Regions from separate parts of the Homo sapiens genome. Here region 1 is linked to region 2. A link is an interaction called in ENCODE POLR2A ChIA-PET data of the cell type or tissue named here. Cell type or tissue: CD4-positive, alpha-beta T cell. All regions are shown on one strand. Each heading gives the region's core, and the rest is flanking DNA. Links, peaks and the distances in the headings are about the cores only. Region 1 has its middle 6.1 kb from the start of GTPBP8. Region 2 overlaps LINC02042 (long intergenic non-protein coding RNA 2042).

What was found. ChIA-PET counts read pairs that join two places held together with the same protein. Peaks named below come from ENCODE experiments on the same cell type or tissue, not always from the same donor. Only the 100,000 strongest peaks of a DNase experiment are listed, where the experiment ranks them.
Region 1: POLR2A ChIA-PET joins it to region 2 with 9 read pairs; 14 of 35 experiments call an interaction of 5 or more read pairs at or near these places.

The regions. Positions count from the first base shown.
Region 1 is chr3:112,983,512-112,986,329 of GRCh38, reverse strand. No RefSeq gene overlaps it. Among named protein-coding and RNA genes, the nearest start is that of GTPBP8, 6.1 kb to the left of the region's middle. In CD4-positive, alpha-beta T cell, for the core only: no CTCF peak of the experiment used is centred there; a DNase peak (open chromatin) is centred at 1,659; H3K27ac peaks cover 1,217 bases.
Region 2 is chr3:112,739,175-112,741,992 of GRCh38, reverse strand. It overlaps LINC02042 (long intergenic non-protein coding RNA 2042), which reads left to right. Exons shown (of 5, transcript NR_110017.1): 2 at 78-294; 3 at 982-2,299. Among named protein-coding and RNA genes, the nearest start is that of MIR9900, 3.5 kb to the right of the region's middle. In CD4-positive, alpha-beta T cell, for the core only: no CTCF peak of the experiment used is centred there; a DNase peak (open chromatin) is centred at 1,042; H3K27ac peaks cover 2,336 bases.

The DNA.
Region 1 (2,818 bases), core at 300-2,799, 240 kb before region 2:
ATACAATTAATTATATTTTTCTTGAGTTTTCTGTGCAACATTCATTTTAAAATTTTACTTTAGATATTACCTGACACATTGACACAAATTTGTGGCACAACAAGTTTGATTTGTTCACCTAATTTCTTTCTTTTTTTTTTTAGAGACAAGGTCTCGCTCTGTTGCCCAGGCTGGAATGGGCACAATCATGGCTCACTGTAGTCTCAACCTCCTGGGCTCAAGTGATCTTCCTGCCTCAGCCTCCTAAGTAGCTGAGACGACAGGCACTCAACCACCCTTGGCTAATTTTACAAAGTTTTTTTGTGTGTGTGTGCTTTTTTTTTTTGGAGAGACAGAGTCTCACTATGTTGCTGAGGTCAGTTTTGAACTCCTAGCCTCAAGAAATCATCCTGCCTTAGCCTCCCAAAATGTTGGGATTACAGGCATGAGCCACCACGCCCAGGCTTAATTTCTTAATTAGGGCATAAATTATTATTCTTGAGATTTATTATTTTACTATAATTCAAGAACCAATAGAGACCTATTTTCCATGATTTTAGTCTTTGGAGCTCATGAAAGCATTGAGCTTTTTAAATATCTGATTAATGTGTCTTTAGAGAATATATCTAAATTTAGAGAAGTTGTTTCTTTTTCAGAGAAGTTGTTTGAGCTTTCTTTTAAGGTTGTGCCTACTGCACTGACAGATTTCTCTAAAGAGATCTGGAGATTAACCATCAGACAGTAATCATAGGTAGGAGGTGAGTTTGTAGAGTGATTTGGATTCTGGAGGAGGAGTAAAGGTTCACTTCTTTCAAGGTTGTTTTTATCAATAGAGGGAGAAATGATTGCTTTAAGTGGTCTTAATTTTTTTCATTCGTAATTTTGCATTTGGCTCTGTGTCATACAAGTGCTATTAAAATAATTTGGAACACTATTTACCATATTCAGGTTGTGTTTTTATATCAGTAACAAGCTCAGAGGGTTTTTTTAAAATTGTTTTTGGAAAATAGTATGGATTTTGCTGTTCTGACTGATTAATTCGTTAACATTTTAATTCTTGTTGTGTGTTAAGCAAGGTTATTTTAGTGGGCAAGTTTACTTTGTAGTACACATCTAGTTTATATCTTGTTGCCTTGTTGGAAGTGAATGGAATGTTCTCTAACACCCTGAGGAGATGAGGCAACATTCACAGGCAGATATATTGATGTATATTCAAATTTTTAACTTATTCATAGGTAGAGTGTGTCAGGTGTTCCCAAGACTAGCTCCCAAATGAGGCGAGCAAGGATGCACAGAACTCAGCATATAGTTGTACTTATGCCTATAATTTACAACAACAAAAGAATACAAAGCAAGCCTGGCAAGGGGAAAAGGCACTCAAAGTGAAGTTTGGAGGAAGCCAGGCACAAGCTTCTAATTGTCCCCTAAGTTGCACAGGATGCAATTAATTCTGCCAGCAATGAGTTTTAACAACATGTGTGAAATGTTGTCTACTAGCAAAGCTCACCTGAGTCTAGGAGTCCAGGGTTTTTACCGAGCGCTGTTCATATAGGCATCTAGTGCCTGTGTGACTGACTATAGTCACTGAAAGTTCAGATTTGCAGAAGGAAAGCAGCATCAGTATGTACCACTTGTTTGTTCAAATAGTTTAGATACAGTGAGCCACTCATGAATGGAAAGTTGGCTCTGTGCCATGCAAGGAAACTGTTTACCAGTCAAGTTCTCAAATGTCAGCCCAGTGCCAATCTTGTAAACAAATCTTTCTAAGGGTAGCAGCCACAGGCCTGCTATATGAACTGTTTTCTGCACATAGATTAAAAGATAAAAACATTTAAAAATGAGAAGTTTCTCACCTGCACTTATTGTGAGATTGTATACTTGTAGGAAAGATGTATTCCAGGTTCTGCTCTAAATACAAGTGATTTCTCTGGAGATTTTTGAGAAAAGTGGGACAGACTTTCTCTAGTCATTTTAATAGGACATGGCAAAACTAGAATTCTTCCTGTGGAAGGAGGTTATAATCAAAGCTGCTGTCTCAGCCACCTGTAATAAAGTATGGGGCCTCTGGAGAGGAGTGCAATGAATTGGTGATTCAACTGGTATGAACATCAGGTTTAGCTGGAGTTGAGTGCAGCAATGTCCTTGAACATTCCCTCCAACCTCCTTACCCATCCTCCTCTAGGGGCTGGACAATCAGATTCAAACAATGTTTTGTGATTACTCTCTAGAAAGGAATAATGCCTGGTGTAGTGGTACTAGGTGGTTACCTAATAGGCAGGATCTCATGGGTGGCAGGCGCACGAGTGGTTGAGCCCAGAATGCTGTGATATATCTCTCTTCTGCCTAGACTAGTGCAAGTCAGAACCTAGCCTTTCACTCCTCTCTCTAGGTATCTGTTATTTACCAAGATAGCTGATTTTTTTTAAAAGATAGCTGATTTTACCATAATAGTATAATCTCACGAACTCACATTATGAACCCACAAGCAATAGAAGAAAAAGTAAGAAAAAGATAATTCATTCTAGAAGTAATCAGAATGAATGGACTTGGTGGGCAAAGAATTTAAATAAAAACAGAAAATATCCTCAGAGATAAGGGAATATATGGCAAACATGAAACAGGAAGCTTCTAAGAAGTACCAGTTGAACATATTAGATATGAATTATATTATTGTGAAGTAAATTTCTCAATGGATGTGTTTAATAGTTGAATAATATTATCAACTCAAAGAACAAAATAGCAGGATAATTAGATTGGAGAATATTTCAATAAATATTAGGAAGGGATAAAAAATATAAAGAATTTAAAAGTTAAGAGCTGCGAAGGTGAAAAGAAGAAA
Region 2 (2,818 bases), core at 81-2,580:
CCTGAGAGAATGAAAATAAATCTCACATCATCTTCACCAATTTTCTCTTCATCCCACCTGGATGTGCTTCCTCTTAGGTTACCAACTGCCCAACAGATACGTCAACTGCAAGATGTTCTATCAAGCAATTCACTACTTCCTCCCTTCTCAATCTTCAGGCTCTGCATATGGAAATGAACATTTCATTATGACCCTATGACCTACAAAGCTCCCTCTCTGTCACTCCTTATCATCTTTCCTAGGGAGGCAATCAAAATGAAATGATTTTAAGATTCTAGCACTCCCAACTCTAAGGTAAATAGCATCTGACATCTTCATTAAGTCCATATTCAGTTTTTAGGTCTTCTGGTTGAAAGAAGAATAATCTAGAAGGACAATTAATATTTAAAAAAGTCTTTCCCCTATAACTTAATATTGTAGGTGGTAGTACTTTTTAGGACAGCACAGACTTGGTTTGGAAATCTCAAAATAACAAAAGGTGGTTTAATTTTCTTACCCCTATGTCAAGTTTTACCTGTTTTTTGTTTGTTTGTTTTAATTCTCTAAGTGGGGATAGAACATTTTGTGGTATGAAAAACTATGAAAGATCTTACCTCTGAAAAAAACTCCATTTGAATGAACCCTAATTTAATGGACAGGTGAAAGGTCAGCAACCTAGAAAATTGGAGTGTAGTCACAGAATTTACAACACCTTCTAACATTTCTGGGCCTAAATTTCACGTGTATCTAAAGTAGAAAGAATGGTCCCCAGCCCTTTCCAGAGTTTTAATGAAAGAGTCTATTGCTTTAAATTAAAGACACATCTGCTAGGTTCCTTTAACAGCATCAGAGTTGATGTTCAAACATATTATTTCAAAATTATTTTGCGAAATGTTGAGGTTATCTGTCTTTAAAGTGCTGTTGCAAAAGTATATTGTTGAATTTGTAACTCACAGCTAGAAAGCGATATAAATCTTACAAGTTGCACTGAGATCTTTCTAGATGAAAATGATGCAGCAATCATGAACTCCTGTGTTATCTGTCACTATCTCATAAGTCACATGATTTGAAGAGAAGATCATTCGGAGCAGTGGAAAAATGAAATCAAACATAGCTGCTACCTCAGATTGAAGAGATGTCCTCTCCGATTCTTTAAAGTATTTCCTATTCTCCTACCCACCTCCTCTGTTGTTTGCAAGACTCAAAAAGATAAATTTATAGTGAAATAAGAATCCTCCAACTTACATATTAGAGCTTCTGCAATTAAAGAAAAACAGAAATCAGGCTGGGCGCAGTGGCTCACGCCTGTAATCCCAGCACTCTGGGAGGCCAAGGTGGGTGGATCACCTGAGGTCAGGAGCTTGAGACCAGCCTGGCCAACATGGCAAAACCCCATCTTTACTAAAAATACAAAAATCAGCTGGGTGTGGTGGTGGGTGGCTGTAATCCCAGCTATTCAGGAGGCTGAGTCAGGAGAATCCCTTGAACCCAGGAGGCAGATGTTGCAGTGAGCCGAGATGGCACCACTGCACTCCAGCCTGAGTGACAGAGTGATACTCTGTCTCAAAAAGAAAAAAAGAAAAAGAGAAATCTATGGGTGAAGACAAATGGAATGGCAATACCTTGGAGTAGCATTTACTAATTCAAGCCATATAAACCATACTAAGGTTGTCAGCCCAGAGGGGAGTCCATCTGCTATGTAGATGAGAGAATGCGACCAGGAAAGTCAGGACACAAAGCCATGATTCTTTCAACTTTTTGGCACTTTAATAAGTGAATTGCATGTCCTGTCTTCTCCATGAACTCAGCAAAGCTACAACTAAGCTCCTCATCTTGAGAGTTCACCATGTGCCCACTTTGACCTATGGATGGGCCCCTTGGCACTCTACCTTTTCAGTGTCCTCAACTGCACAAACTTCCTGGGCTGCACTGACTGCTGTACCCAGGCAATTTTTTGGGAGCTCCAATGTCTTGTCTAGCACATGACATGAGGCTGTAGCATGTTCTTTCAAGTATTAGTGCTAAAGAGGTCCCATTCTACTTTCTCTGACTGATCAGGTCACTGTTTTCAGCTACCTGGCCCTTCTAAGTCAGGGTCACTAGAGTATTGGGAGGTTTGTAACTTCTTCATTGGTGTCTTGTGTTTTCCTGTCTTTGAACTTGAGGAAAGCTGGCCCTGGATGTTCACAACATCAACCAAGCAATGAAAACCACAGCACCCTACAGGAAATTCTGCATTTCTCTCAAAACATGCAAAACACAAAATTGGGTGGAACCACAGAAGGTTATGGATAACTCACTACAGTTTGGACTTTCAAAGGTAAAATGTAATATTTGACTCATGGCTATCACTTCTGGGAGATTTTTCAGGAGAGATATCTATGTTTCTGAAAGTCTGTATGCTTGCCTTTATTTTTTCTAACTTACTATAAATTCTTGTCAGTTCTGGACATTTTGGTTAAACTTGTTTCTACTGTTACTTGTTCATGCTGTCGACTAATAAAAAAGACAGTGTTTTTAAGACTGTGCTTCATGGAGCCCTAGGGGCTTGAAAAAGCATTTCAGGAGCTATTTTGGGGCCAGGGAGAGGCTGAGTGAGTCAGGAACCAGATCATGCTGTTTCTGTCACCAAATACAAACACACACACACAGATACAATATCAAGTATAAAATCAGACACAAACTCCAATAAAAATAATCCCTTGTATATACTATAAATAATATGTATTATATATATGTGTATATATACATATATGTGTATGTATATATCTATATGTATACATGGTATATATACATATATACTATGAGGTTGTATATATACTATGCCTCACATAGTATA